Regions from separate parts of the Homo sapiens genome. Here region 2 is linked to region 1. Evidence: read pairs that join two places in POLR2A ChIA-PET (ENCODE). Cell type or tissue: A673. All regions are shown on one strand. Each heading gives the region's core, and the rest is flanking DNA. Links, peaks and the distances in the headings are about the cores only.

Region 1 (7,961 bases), core at 1-5,000:
TATATTTACAACTATATATTAATTATATTTATAACTCTATGATCTCTGAGGCATCAAAAGCCAGGAATGGGGTCCAAGTGGCCTTGAAGCCTGCTTTCTGAAGACAAGGACCCTATGTACTGCTCTCACATAGGGCTGAGAAAATGCGAAGGATCACTAAGGAAGGAAGAAAAGAAAATATTTTCTGGCTGGGCGTAGTGGCTCACACCTGTAATCCCAGCACTGTGGGAGGCCGAGGCAGGCGGATTACCTGAGGTCAGGAGTTTGAGATCAGCCTGGCCAACATGGTGAAACCTCATCTCTACTGAAAATATAAAAATTAGCCAGGCGTGGTGGCACACCTGTAATCCCAGCTACTCGGGAGGCTGAGGCAGGAGAATTGCTTGAACCTGGGAGGTGGAGGTTGCAGTGAGCCGAGATTGCGCCACTGCACACCAGCCTGGGCGACAGAGCGAGACTTCATCTCAAAAATAAATAAACAAACAAAATATTTTCTTGTCTTTATGGTAAATCTTGATGTGTCCTACTTTATGGAGTCAGCTCCAAAGATGAAGGAACAGAAGGCCAAACAAAAGGAATAGAATGTTTGAGGCTGGAAAGAAACAAGCTGAGGGAAAATATGATGACAGGCTGTGAAACAGTTGAGGTGATAAAAATAAGGCTAGGCTGGGCACGGTGGCTCATGCCTGTAATCCCAGCACTTTCAGAGGCCGAGGTGGGCGGATCACTAGGTCAAGAGATTGAGACCATCCTGGCCAACATGGTGAAATCCCGTCTCTACTGAAAATACAGAAATTAGCTGGGTGTGGTGGCGTGTGCCTGTAATCCCAGCTACTCAGGAGGCTGAGGCAGGAGAATCGCTTGAACCTGGGAGGCGGAGGTTGCAGTGAGCAGAGATCGCACCACTCCACTCCAGCCTGGCGACAGAGTGAGACTCTGTCTCAAAAAAAAAAAAAAAAAAGATCTGGCCTTGAGCCTCACGTACAGGACCAGAAACCCAATGTGGTTTGTACCCTAAGAGCAGATTCCTTCCTCGGGGATTTGTCAGGCTCACAGGCGCTTGCTAGATAAGCAGAGTGCTGTTAACAACGGGCAAGTGGACCAGTGTCCTCGTGCTGGCAAAAGGCATATTGATCCCCTATAGGAGAGCATTCGGGGAAGCCAAATTACTAGAAATATTTGATGAGCAGTTAATTAGATTAACTAGTGTTAGTTATGTAACTTAAATGTTTAATGTCACCCTCTCTGGATGCTAGAATTAGATTGTTCGGGATTCAAGTCTAGTCTTGGTTTTTTATTAGCCGTGTGGTCTCTGTTGAATTCGTAACAACTCAACTATAGATTTCTCTTCTATAAAATGGGATGATAGGTTGGGCGTGGTGGCTCATGCCTGTAATCACAGCACTTTGGGAGGCCAAGGCAGGTGGATCACCTATGGTCAGGAGTTCAAGACCAAAAATACAAAAATTAGCCAGGTACGATAGTGGGTGCCTGTAATCCCAGCTACTCAGGAGGCTGAGGCGGGAGAACTGCTTGAATCTGGAAGGCAGGGGTTGCAGTGAGCCGAGATCGCGCCACTGCACTCCAGCCTGGGTGACAGAGGAGACTCTGTCTCAAAAAAATAAATAAATAAAATGGGATGATCATTGTGCTTGATACAGCCATAAGGATTAGACAAGAAATAAAGCAGCTTTTTTTTTTTTTTTTTTTTTTGAGACAGGGTCGCATTGTCCACTGTTGCCCAGGCTGGGGTGTGGAGTGCAGTGGCGAACTCTGCTCACTGCAACCTTTGCCTCAGCATTCTGAGTTGCTGGGACTATAGGCGAGTGCCAACACACCTGGCTAAGGTTTTTTGTTTTTTGTAGAGATGGGGGTCTTACTATGTTGCCCAGGCTGGTCTCGAACTCCTGGTGTGAAGCAATCCTCCTACCTCAGCCTCCCAAAGTGCTGGGATTACAGGCATGAGCCACTGCACCCAGCCAGAAATCATTATCCTATGATTCTCAGGAGAACAGTTGTATTTCCAAGATCTTCCTTGGCTCCTATTGTTACCCCTGTAAAGCTTGCAATAATTATGATCATTTACATGTTTTTTAAAAACTCTTTAATCAAGATAATCAACAAACGAAGGGGAGACATATTGATTTTCTAAGACATAATGAGCAGGGAATCTTCCTGCCCTCCTTGGGGTAAGGCCTAAAGTTACATGTGAACACTCTGGTTTTCTCTATACCTGTTGAGAACATGTGTGAGACATGATGCAGCTCATCAAGTAATTATTGAATACTTGGTGTGTGTAGCTTCCTGTTCTAGGCACTGGAGATTCAAAGATGACTCACGATGTGTTTCCTGCCCTTGGACTCAAAATTTAACTAGTAAAACTGGTTAAAACAAACACACAAAAAATTAATGCAATAACTGTTATAGTGGAAAGAAATGAGCTCACAGCTAAAGGAGTAAATCACTCCAGGAGTATCTCATTTCAGCTGGGTCTAAAGGATTAGCAAAGCATTAACAAGTGACACGAAGACATGTAAGGTGAAGAGCCATGATCAAAGGCATAAAAGTCTACAAGAGTATTTGGGGGACAGCGAGTCATCTTACACCATTGGATGAGGGTGTAGAGTAGTGATGCTAAACCTTTAAAGACATTTGGAAAGCTTTCATTGTCTGCCAACATCAACTGCCAAGCCTAACCACTTCTAACATTTAAATTTTTTTTTTCCCCAAGATGGAGTCTTGCTCTGTTGCCCAGCCTGGAGTGCAGTGGTGCAATCTTGGCTCATTGCAACCTCTGCCTCCCAGGTTTAAGCAATTCTCCTGCCTGAACCTCCCAAATTGCTGGGATTACAGACACGCACCACCATGCCCAGCTAATTTTTGTATTTTTAGTAGAGATGGGTTTCACCATGTTGGCCAGGCTGGTCTCAATCTCCTGACCTCACGATCTGCCTGCCTCGGCCTCCCAAAGTGCTGGGATTACAGGCATGAGCCACCAAGCCCGGCCTATTCTAACATTTTAAAGACTCATCCTTCCATATCATCTCCTGCCTAGACTGTAGGAGTTTTTTTCCTTATTAATGTCTGCTTTCTTCAGACCCCTGTGAAAGCCTTATTTATTTATTTATTTATTTATTTATTTATTTATTTATTTATTTATTTTGAGACGGAGTTTTGCTCTTGTTGCCCAGGCTGGAGTACAATGGCATGATTTTGGCTCACCACAACCTCCACCTCCCGGGTTCAAGCAATTCTCCCGCCTCAGCCTCCCAAGTAGCTGGGATTACAGGCATGCGCCACCATGCCCGGCTAATTTTGTATTTTTAGTAGAGACGGGGTTTCTCCATGTTAGTCAGGCTGATCTGGAATTCCCAACCTCATGTGATCTGCCCACCTCAGCCTCCCAAAGAGCTGGGATTACAGTCGTGAGCCACCACGCCGGCCTATTTATTTATTTATTTATTTTGAGGTGGAGTCTCGCTGTGTCGCTCAGGCTGGAGTGCAGTGGCGAGATCTCGACTCACTGCAGCTTCCGCCTCCCAGATTCAAGCAATTCTCCTGCCTCAGCCTCCTGAGTAGCTGGGACTACAGGTATGTGCCACCATGCCCAGCTAATGTTTTTGTATTTTTAGTAGAGATGGGGTTTCACCCTGTTAGCCAGGATGGTCTCGATCTCCTGACCTTGTGATCTGCCCGCCTCAGCCTCCCAAAGTGCTGGGGTTACCCCGGCCAGCCATATTTATTTTTTACCTCTCAGCTCAAATGACTGCTCTTAAAGGTATAAAGGACTGTTGCTAAACCTATATCCAATGTTTTAGAAGTTGATTTTGTTTTCTGTGCTGTTACTTACTTTTCCAAACATGCATGGATCACCCTTTATAATCCATCTCTATATTTTTCATTTTGCAAAACACCTTCATGTCTGCCTTTTCAAGTGATGCTCACAGCTCTATTTGATCAGCCAGGCAGTTTTGTCCTAAATTCAGAAATGAAGTGACTTGCTCAGGGTTGTCCGGCAACTTGTTGGCAAAATCAGAATGAGTACAGTAGTCTCCCCCTTGTTCACAGCTTCACTTTCTGCTATTTTCTGCTATTGGTTACACATGGTCAACTGCAGTCTGAAAATACTAAATGGAAACTTCCAGAAATCATGTTTCGAATTGCACACCATTCTGAGTAGAGTGGTGAAATCTCACAACATCCTGCTGCATACTGCCTGGAATGTGACTCGTTCCATTGTCCAGCATACCCATGCTGTATATACTACCCACCTATTAGCCACTTAGTAGCCATCTCAGTTATCAGATTGATAACACATACTATATATAGGATTCAGGACTATCCTTGATTTCAGACATCCACCAGAGAGCTTGGAACATATCCCCCATAAAAAATGGGGGACTGTAGGCTTGGTGTGATGGCAATCACGGCCTATAATCCCAGCACTTTGGGAGGCTAAGGTGGGTGGATCACGAGGTCAGGAGTTCGAGACCAGCCTGACCAACATGGTGAAACCCCGTCTCTACTAAAAATACAAAAATTAGCTGGTTGTGGTGGTGTGTGCCTGTCATCCCATCTACTCAGCAGGCTGAGGCAGGGGAATCACTTGAACCTGGGAGGTAGAGGTTGCAGTGAGCCAAGATTGCACCACTGCACTCCAGCCTGGGCGACAGAGCGAGACTCTGTCTCAGGAAAAAAAAAAAAAAAAAAGATGGGATCTCACTCTGTCACCCAGGCTGAAGTGCAATGGCGTAATCATAGCTCACTGCAGCCTTTAACTCCTGGGCTCAAGCAATCCTCCTGAGTCGCTAGGACTACAGGCACATGCCACCATGTCTGGCTAATTAAAAAAAAAAGAATTATTTATAGAGACAGGGTCTCACTATGTTGCCCAGGCTGGGAAGGGCTTTAATTGTGGAAACTTCAGGCTCTCAGGCAGACAGCAGAGGTATTTAGGTGATGACTTATTAATCTACAAGTATGTCCTGAATAACTGCTTAGGACCCAGGTCTATGTTCAAGGTTAGGTACTACCAGAGATAGATAGAGGATGTCCCTAGCCCTCGAGTGCCTTCTATTTCGTTTTATATTAGTGTGGAAATATCAGACTAAACCTTGAGTATTAGAAGGTAAAAGTCAAGGATGAAAAGGGAAGTGTAAAGGTATAGGCTACAGGTGTGGAAGGAATGGAGCGGAGCAGTCACTGGACATCACAGTAGTCATATGAAACCGCATGCTAAAGCGAGCATGACTTTCAAGCCTCTGCTTCTAGCCTTTACCCACTCTGGCCCAGGCTACTCTTGCTTCTTTTTTTTTTTTTTTTTTGAGATGGGGTCTCACTCTGTTGCCCAGGCTATCAGGCAGTGGTGCAGTCACAGCTCACGCAGCCCTAACCTCCCAGGCTCAAGTTATCCTCCTGCTTCAGCCTCCTCAGTAGCTGATGCTACAGGTGCACACCACCGTGCCCAGCTAATTTTTGTATTTTTTGTAGAGATGGGGTTTTGCCATGTTGCCTAGGCTGGTCTCAAACTCCTGAGCTCAAGCAATCCACCTGCTTCAGCCTCCCAAAGTGCTGGGATTATAAGCGTGAGCCACCAGGCCCAGACTCTTGCTTCTTCTAATGTAACTGCAGGCTCCTCCCTGCTTCCGGCCTCCTCCCTCTCACAGCTGCCAGAGTGACCTTCCCAAAGCACACACGTGATCACAAAACCCCCCTGCTTCAAGCCCACTGGTGGCTCCCCGGTACCCTGGGATAAATTCCAAACTCAGCCACTCCACAAGGCCTCCCATGCTCACCAAGCCCCTGCTCACCCCCTCAGCCTCATCTCTAACTGCCCCCTCTGGCCCCTGGGGATTCAGCTTGCTTGCTTCCTCCACCAGTCTGACCTCAGTCCTCCCTCCCTCTGTTGTCCCCTCCTCAGGCTTCTGTTCCATTCCTTAATTGGGATCCTGGTGGTGAAAGTGCATTCTAAAGCGCTATGCCCCATGGGGGGGACTAGGGAGAGTGTTTGAGTTTCCAGGCTTCTTCCACACTGAACATATGGTACTTTCACACTCAAAGTGCTTTTCAGGTTGCTTTTGACATAAGACAAGGCCATCAGTTGGGGAGGTGTATGTAAGGGAAACCAGAGCTAGAGACAGGTTTTAGAGGTATTCATCAGAAGATATTTCTGGACCACTTACTGTGTATCTGGCCTTGGGTGCTGGGCATAGCAAAGGCAGATGCAGCCTGAACAAATAGAGAATTGGCTGGCCCTACGCCAGATTTGCTGAATTGGAATCTCCAGGGAAGTTCTCAGGTGAATCTTAGAACTGGGTAAGTTGGAAAGCCCTAACCTGATTTCATTTGTAAGACATATCCAGGATAGGCAAATCTGTAGAGACAGAAAGTAGATTAGTGGTTGCCTGGGGGTAGGGTGGAGAATATGGAAGCGCAGGGATGACAGCTAAGGGGTGCAGGGTTTCTTTTTGGGTTGATGAAAATGTTCTAAAATTGTGGTGATGGCTGTGCAACTCTGAATATACTAAAAGCCATTGAATTGTACACTTTAAGTATTTATTTATTTTTTTGAGATGGAGTCTCACTCTTCACCTAGGTTGGAGTGCAGTGGCATGATCTAACTCACCGCAACCTCCACCTCCCGGGTTCAAGAGATTCTTCTGCCTCAGCCTCCCAAGTAGCTGGGATTAGAAGCATCCACTACCATGCCCAGCTAATTTTTGTATTTTTTAAGTAGAGACAACATGGGGTTTCACCATGTTGGCCAGGCTGGTCTGGAACTCCTGACCTCAGGTAGTCCACCTGCCTTGGCCTCCAAAAGTGCTGGGATTATAGGCATGAGCCACTGCGCCTGGCCAAATTGTACACTTTAAATGGTTGAATTGCATGGTAGGTGCGCTAAATCTCAAAAAGAGCTGTTTAAAAAAAATAAAAAGGCTGGGTGTGATGCCTCATACCTGTGATCCCAGCACTTTAGAAGGCCAAGGTGGGAGGATCACTTGAGGCCAGCCTGGGCGACATAGTGAGACCACCTCTTTAGCAGGGCATAGTGGTGTGTGCCTATAGTCCCAGCTACTTGGTAGGCTGAGGTAGGAGGATCCCTTGAGCCCAGGAGTTCAAGGTTACGGTGAGCTATGATCATACCACTGCACTCCAGCCAGGACAACAGAGCAAGACCCTGTCCCAAAAACAAAACAAAACACTTGGACCAAGTTCTAGAGGGAAGGCACCCACCTCAGACCTGGGTGGTTACCCAGTAAAATTGTCAGCATATATTATGAATGTATGTTCCAGAGGGTACAAAGTAAATAAGCAATTGCAGGCCAGGTGCGGTGGCTCACGCCTGTCATCCCGCACTTTGGGCGGCCAGGGTGGGTGGATCACCTGAGGTAAGGAGTTTGAGACCAGCCTGACCAACATGGAGAAACGCCGTCTCTACTAAAAATACAAAATTAGCCGGGTGTGGTGGCACATGCCTGTAATCCCAGCTACTCGGGAGGCTGAGGCAGGACAATCGCTTGAACCCAGGAGGCAGAGGTTGTGGTGAGCTGAGATCACGCCATTGCACTCCAGCCTGGGCAACAAGAGTGAAACTCTATCTCAAAAAATAAATAAATAAATAAAATAAGCAATTGCAATGAAGTGTGATTAGTCTTATAGAAGGGAAAGCGCAGGCTCCTGTGACAAGAGCAGGTGGGCATGCAGCTTGCTAAAGAAATATATGGGCCAGGTGCCGTGGCTCACACCTGTAATCCCAGCAGTTTGGGAGGCTGAGGCGGGTGGGTCACTTGGGGTTAGGAGTTAGAGACCAGCCTGGCCAACAAGGTGAAACCTCGTCTCTACTAAAAATACAAAAATTAGCTGGTTGTGGTGGCGGGCATCTGTAATCCCAGCAACTCCAGAGGCTGAGGCACAAGAATTGCTTGAACCCGGGAGGCAGAAGTTACAGTGAGCCGAGATTG
Region 2 (7,378 bases), core at 575-5,574, 720 kb before region 1:
TCAAGAACCAACATTTCTCCCCATTAGTCCCACAAGTGAGTATGAGCCCCTAAACTTACTGAGTTCAGTCAGCAGCCTGTGGCCCTGCCTCACCACATAAGATTCCAAAACCCCAGAACACATATGAACAGAGTGCACCCTTAAGACAGAGTTTCTCAACCTCAGCACTATTGACATTTTAGGCCAAGTAAGTCTTTATTGTGAGAAGCTGTTCTGTGCATGGTGGTATGTTCAGCAGCACCCCGACCTCTACCATTAGAAGCAAAAAGCACCCCCTTCCAGGAGTTGTGACAACCAAAAGTGTCTCCAGATATTGCTAAATGTCTCCTGGAAGATAAACTCCCCTCTGGCTGAGAACCACTGTTCTAGGATAATTAGTAGGTAAAATAAAATAGCCTGAAATCTGCAAAAAGCTGCTTGGATCTCCTTGCCAGTATAACCTGGGAAGGGGATGGGGTACAGCCAGAAAGCCAGGATCTGAAAGTGCAGTGCCTTCAGAGGCCAGGAAAGTAATATGAGTGAGCAAAGGCAAGAAAGTCTGGGGATAATACAAGAAGTGGAGGACTACAGTGGACTGGGGAGTCCATACTCCATTTAAAAGGAGCCACAGCCGGCTGGGCGCCGTGGGTCACGCCTGTAATCCCAGCACTTTGGGAGGCCGAGGTGGGCGGATCACGAGGTCAGGACATCAAGACCATCCTGGCTAACATGGTGAAACCCCATCTCCACTAAAAATACAAAAAATTAGCCAGGCGTGGTGGCAGGCACCTGTTGTCCCAGCACTCAGGAGGCTGACGCAGGAGAATGGCGTGAACCTGGGAGGCGGAGCTTGCAGTGAGCCGAGATCGCGCCACTGCACTCCAGCCTGGGTGACAGAGCAAGACTCTGTCTCAAAAAAAAAAAAGGAGCCAGAGCCCTCCACAGAGGCTCATGCCTGTAATCCCAACACTTGGAGAGGCTGAGGCAGGAGCATCACTTGAGCCAGGAGTTTGAGACCAGCCTGGGCAACATAGGGATACTCCTTTTAAATAAACAAAAAAGAAATTTTTTTTTTTTTTAAAGAAGCTACGACTACTGAAATCCAGCTTATTTTATCGGGCAGGAATTTGGGTCCAATGATGCCTGAACTTTTGATTTTTCAAGAGAAAAGGCAAGTCCTGATTTTCAAATGTTGGCAACTAATTCAAAATTATTTACAACACCACAAACCAAACAAATCTATCTCTGGGGCCCAAGTCTGGCTCACGGGCCACCAGCTGGCAGCCTCTGCCCTAGAGTTGGTTATATACAGACTTCCTGGGCCCTCCCTTCTAGGATGGAAGTGTCTAGAATGGCGTGGCTATAACTTGTTTAGGCAGTCTCCCAACCAACAAGCCGGACCCCTCTCATGCCTCAATTTCAAGACCAACTTAATTCTCCTATCCTACCGAAGTCTTACCCTAGATTCAGTGCAGACCTTTCATTTCTTTCCCCTAAATAACCTAATTGGTTTCGTGCAATTTATGTCTCCTGAAACCACGTTGTTCCCACTGCCGCCTCTACTCAAGGAGACTCAGCATATCCTAGCTCTGTTGAAAGCCTGATACTGCAACCTAAGTTCCAAGAAGGGAAGTAAGCTGAACCCTAAAGCCTACCCTAGTCGGAAGAGAATATGGTTTTATGACTTGGCCACTACTATGACAAGCAAGTTCTTGCCCTCAGGCCTAGATTCTGGAAAAGCCAGTGCTTCTAGGATAGAAAGCCTGCAGGAATTCAGATCCCGAGGAATCTGGATGAAAGTACATGTTGAATGAAAGAGGCTGGCGGGCCCACACTTACAGGCTCACACCTATGATCCCAGCACTCTGGGAGGCCAAGGTGGGCAGATCACTTGAGCTCAGGAGTTCGAGACCAGTATGGCCAATATGGTAAAACCGCATCTCTACTAAAAATATAAAAATTAGCCAGGCATGGTAGCTTGCACCTGTAATCCCAGCTACTTGGGAGGCTGAGGCAGGAGAATCACTTGAACCTGGGAGGTGGAGGTTGCAGTGAGCCAAGATTGAGCCACTGCCCTCCAGCCTGGGCAACAAAGCAAGACTCTGTCTCAAAAAATAAAAATAAAAGAGAAAATCGAGGCAGCAATTAGTTAACTCCCCAAGATCAACAGTTGGTCAATGATAAAGCTGAAAATTAAATCCAGTCTGGCATGGAGGCCTGCAATCCTAACCACTATACTATACTGCCTGGAGATTGCTTATGTATCTTCAAACCATGTTTTCTAAGAGTATTTGATGAAAGAGATTAAATATGAAATTTTTTTTGAGACAAAGTCTCATTCTGTCACCTAGGCTGGAGTGCAGTGGCATGATCATAGCTCACTGCAACCTTGAATTTCTGGGCTCAAGGGATCCTCCCTCCTCAGGCTCCCGAGTAGCTAGGATTACAGATGCACACCACTGCCACTGCCACCATGCCTAATTTTTTTTTTTTTTAGAGGTGGGGTCTTGCTTTGTTGCCCAGGCTGGTCTCAAACTCCTGTGCTCAAGTGATCCTCCCTCCTCAGCCTCCCAAAGTGCTGGAATTACAAAAGCCATGAGCTACCATGCCCAGCCAATATTAATTTTTTTTTTAATTTTATAAAGCAGTCAGCCGCCCCATCCAGGAGGGAGGTGGGGGGCAGCCCCTGCCCGGCCAGCCGCCCTGTCCGGGAGGGAGGTGGGGGGCGCCTCCGCCCGGCAGCCGCCCTGTCCGGGAGGTGGGGGGCGCCTCTGCCCGGCCGCCCCTTCTGGGAAGTGAGGAGCCCCTCTGCCCGGCCGCCACCCCGTCTGGGAGGTGTACCCAACAGCTCATTGAGAGCGGGCCATGATGACGATGGCGGTTTTGTCGAATAGAAAAGGGGGAAATGTGGGGAAAAGATAGCGAAATCAGATTGTTGCTATGTCTGTGTAGAAAGAAGTAGACATAGGAGACTCCATTTTGTTCTGTACTAAGAAAAATTCTTCTGCCTTGGGATGCTGTTGATCTATGACCTTACCCCCAACCCGGTGCTCTCTGAAACATGTGCTGTGTCCACTCAGGGTTAAATGGATTAAGGGCAGTGCAAGATGTGCTTTGTTAAACAGATGCTTGAAGGCAGCATGCTCGTTAAGAGTCATCACCACTCCCTAATCTCAAGTACCCAGGGACACAAACACTGCAAAAAAAAAAAAAGGCCGCAGGGTCCTCTGCCTAGGAAAACCAGAGACCTTTGTTCACTTGTTTATCTGCTGACCTTCCCTCCACTATTGTCCTATGACCCTGCCAAATCCCCCTCTGCGAGAAACACCCAAGAATGATCAATAAAAAAAAAAAAAAAATTATAAAGCAGTATACAACCTACAAGAAAAGATGACCTCAAAAGGTATTTATGGCTGGGCATGGTGGCTCATGCCTGTAATCCCAGCACTTTGGGAGGCCAAAGCAGGCGGATCACGAGGTCAAGAGATCAAGACCATCCTGACCAACATGGTGAAACCCCGTCTGTACTAAAAATACAAAAATTAGCTGGGCATGGTGGTGCGCACCTATATTCCCAGCTACTCGGGAGGCTGAGGCAGGAGAATCTCTTGAACCCGGGAGGTGGAGGATGCAGTGAGCCAGAGGTTGCAGTGAGCAGAGATCGAGCCACTGTACTCCAGCCTAGGCGACAGAGCAAGACTCGGTCTCAAAAAAGAAAAATAATAATAATAATAATAATAGGCCAGGCATGGGGGCTCACACCTATAATCCCAGCACTTTGGGAGGCCGGGTGGGCAGATCACCTGAGGTCAGGAGTTCAAGACCAGCCTGACCAACATGGAGAAACCCTGTCTCTACTAAAAATACAAAATTAGCCAGGTGTGGTGGCACATGCCTGAAATCCCAGCTATTCGGGAGGCTGAGTCAGGAGAATCGCTTGAACCCAGGAGGCCGAGGTTGCGATGAGCTGAGATAATGCCATTGCACTCTAGCCTGGGCAGCAAGAGCGAAACTCCATCTCAAAAAAAATTTTTTTTAATTAAAAAATAATACAAGGCCGGGCGCCGTGGCTCACACCTGTAATCCCAGCACTTTGGGAGGCCGAGGCGGGCGGATCACGAGGTCAGGACATCGAGACCATCCTGGCTAACACGGTGAAACCCCATCTCTACTAAAAATACAAAAAATTAGCCGGGCACGGTGGCGGGCGCCTACTGTAGTCCGGGCTACTCGGGAGGCTGAGGCAGGAGAATGGTGTGAGTCGAGATAGCGCCACTGCATTCCAGCCTGGGCGACAGAGCAAGACTCCGTCTCAAATAAATAAATAAATAAATAAATAAATAAATAAAAGTACTCTTCTCGACCAGCTTGACCAACATGGTGAAACCCCCTCTCTACTAAAAATACAAAAATTAGCTGGGCGTGGTGGTGGGCGCCTGTAATCCTGGCTACTCGGGAGGCTGAGGCAAGAGAATCATTTGAACCCAGGAGGCAGAGGTTGCAGTGAGCTGAGATCATGCCATTGTACTCCAGCCTGGGTGACAGAGCAAGACTCTATCTCAAAAAAAAAAGTACTCTTCTTTTGGTGGTAGATTTTGGATGACTTAAGAGTAATTTAATTTTCTAAATAAACATGCTTTGTGAGGTTTTTTTTTTGTTTTGTTTTGTTTGGAGACAGGGTCTTGCTCCGTTACCCAGGCTGGAGTGCAGTGGCGTGATCATAGCTCACTGCAGCCTCGACTTCCCGGGCTCAAGAGATCCTCCCATCTCAGCCTCCTGAATTGCTGGGACCACAGGCACACACCAACATGCCCAGCTAATTTGATTTTTTGTAGAGACAGGGTCTCACCATGTTGCCCAGGTTGGTCTCAAATTCCTGAGCTCAAGCAATCCTCCTACCTCAGCCTCCCAAAGTGCTGGGATTACAGGCGTCAGCCACCATGCCTGGCCTAATAAACATATTTTATAATCAGAAAATTATTCCCTTTTTTAGAAAGCTCAGTCAGACCAGAGTCTCCCTAGCCAAAGCCTATCAGACATACAGCTGAGCAGCCGCCTTCCCTAATCCTAAGGGTATCCGTTTCCCCCTCACTATCCCAAGGAATATGGAGCGTTTTCCCTTTAATTTGTCTTTAACAAATTCCATAAAGTCAAGAGGCATGGGTATTCTACAGTCCTTTATTGCTAACTCCAAGGTACTCTCAGGCTATTTTTAACACTGGATAAACTGCATATACTGCCAATGCTTTTGCAAGCAGAGATGTGGAAAGAACAGAATATTATTAAGTACCTCTGGCAGTACAGTGCTAAGGAACATAGAATTCTGGGTCTTTCTCATTTAAAACACTAGTTCTGCAAGGCTGGGTAAATTCACAGCAATCTTTTCTCCTTACTACCCCATAAGAGAAAAAGGAAAATAAAGAGGGATCAACTGAGATCTCTCAGGTTCTATCTGCAGAAACTCAAATGTGGCCGCAGGCAGAGCTTGTTTACAAAGTCAGTGTAAAGAAGTCTGATACACTAGGAAGAAAAGGTGTTTTGTTGTACCTGCTGCTCAGAGCAAGCCGCAAAGAGCAGCAATGGCAGACAGGAAAGGGTCCTGTGGGCCTGAAGTTTAACACCGTAGGACTCCCACAGTCTAGTGAAGCCTACTTTCTCACTGATGACTTTAACTGGTTTAAGATAAAAATCTGGGAAATAAAATAACTCTTTTTTTTTTCCTTTAGCAACAGAATAAAGGCCTCAACACTGGTGGGGTTTTTTTCTGGGCTTACAACTAGCAATGTTGACTTCAATCGAAACAGCTGTCAAGACAAATAAAAGACATGCCCCAACCTGTCACACAGACCACAAAACAGAACAAGGGCAGCCAAGAGAGGAGGAATATGAGGCACCAAAAGCCACGAACAGATTCAAACTTCTCCCATCCCCATCCTTTATGCTTACTTATCTCTCAGGACCAAATGACTGGTAAAATTACTTCCTCAAAAGGTAAGAAGCCTCCCTCCCCTCCAAAATGCAAAATATGCTATTCAAATATAAAGTATCTTTTTTTTTTTTTTTTTTTTTGGAGACAGAGTTTTGCTCTTGTTGCCCAGGCTGGAGTACAATGGCATGATCTCCGCTCCCCACAACCTCCGCCTCCTGGGTTCAAGCAATTCTCCTGCCTCAGCCTCCCGAGTAGCTGGGATTACAGGCATGCACCACCACGCCCAGCTATATTTGTTTTTTCAGTAGAGACGGGGTTTCTCCATGTTGGTCAGGCTGGTCTCGAACTCCCAACCTCAGGTGATCCGCCCGCCTCAGCCTCCCAAAGTGCTGGGATTATAGGCATGAGCCACCGCGCCCGGCCTAAAGTACCGTTATTATAGTACCCCCCACCCCCCAACATCCTCCCAATCTCAGCCCCCACTTACATATGCAAGCAGCAGCCAGGAGACGGCAGGCCAGGTATGGGGGATCACAGCTGGGGAAGGACGGCTGGATGATGTAGTTGGCAAAGGTGATGGCGATGATGGCCTGACCGGTGGGCTCAACAACTAGCAGTGAGACCCACAGGCGGATGAAGGCAATGAAGCCCCCAAAGGCCTCTAGAATATAAGCGTAGCTGGCTCCCGACTTGGTGATGGTGGTCCCCAGCTCTGCATAACAAAGGGCACCCACAACAGAGAAGAGCCCACCAATGGCCCACACAATCAGTGACATCCCATAGGAGGCAGTGTGTACCAGCACACCCTTGGGTGAGACAAAGATCCCTGAGCCGATCATGTTGCCCACCACCAGGCTGACCCCATTCAGCAGGGAGATCTCCTTCTTCAGCTGCATAGTTTCGGAGGACCTTTGAGGTGGCGAGCTGACATCTTCTTCCACCTGGGACTGGCTGGTGTTAGGGACAAGATGGTAGGTGGGTGTGGGCCTCCCAGGCTCCCTGGCTTCCATGACAAACGGTTCCTGCACACCTGTGTTTGCTGTGGCCTGGCAAAGAATACAAGTATGTCAGTCTAGGGCAGGAGCTGGTGAGGCTCTATTTAGACCAGATTTCCCTGCCCACTTCCTATTTAGGGACAGCATGCCATGCACACAGCCCTAACTACAATAGGCCTGTCTCAGTTCCCACCATAGAACACAGGGAAATAGAAGTGGGTAGACCTTCACTGCTCCCAAGAAAGACACCATGAGAGCTCACGCATGATGTGATAATGACTTCTGATGACAAATACCTGTCCTGCAGCCCAGAATAGGCTGGCATTAAATTTGTCCAACGATTGGATTCTCCTTGAGTTATAGATTTCTGCTCTGTTCTCACCAGCTTAAAACCCACAAACCTGCCCTGCAGAGAAGACCAGAGTCCCTGCACCTGGTACACAGTCATCACCAGCCTAAAAGGCTTCTCACTGTC

Evidence for each region. Peaks named below come from ENCODE experiments on the same cell type or tissue, not always from the same donor. Only the 100,000 strongest peaks of a DNase experiment are listed, where the experiment ranks them.
Region 2: POLR2A ChIA-PET joins it to region 1 with 10 read pairs; 4 of 35 experiments call an interaction of 5 or more read pairs at or near these places.

Annotation. Positions count from the first base shown.
Region 1 is chr16:67,550,455-67,558,415 of GRCh38, reverse strand. All of the region lies in intron 1 of LOC124903703 (a long non-coding RNA gene), which reads left to right. Among named protein-coding and RNA genes, the nearest start is that of CTCF-DT, 7.9 kb to the left of the region's middle. RefSeq lists enhancers at 5,219-5,718, 5,719-6,220. In A673, for the core only: no CTCF peak of the experiment used is centred there; a DNase peak (open chromatin) is centred at 2,345; H3K27ac peaks cover 839 bases.
Region 2 is chr16:68,274,267-68,281,644 of GRCh38, reverse strand. It overlaps SLC7A6 (solute carrier family 7 member 6), which reads right to left. Exons shown (of 11, transcript NM_003983.6): 3 at 6,396-6,954. The coding sequence starts at 6,918. Among named protein-coding and RNA genes, the nearest start is that of SLC7A6, 13 kb to the right of the region's middle. RefSeq lists an enhancer at 5,656-5,815. In A673, for the core only: no CTCF peak of the experiment used is centred there; no DNase peak of the experiment used is centred there.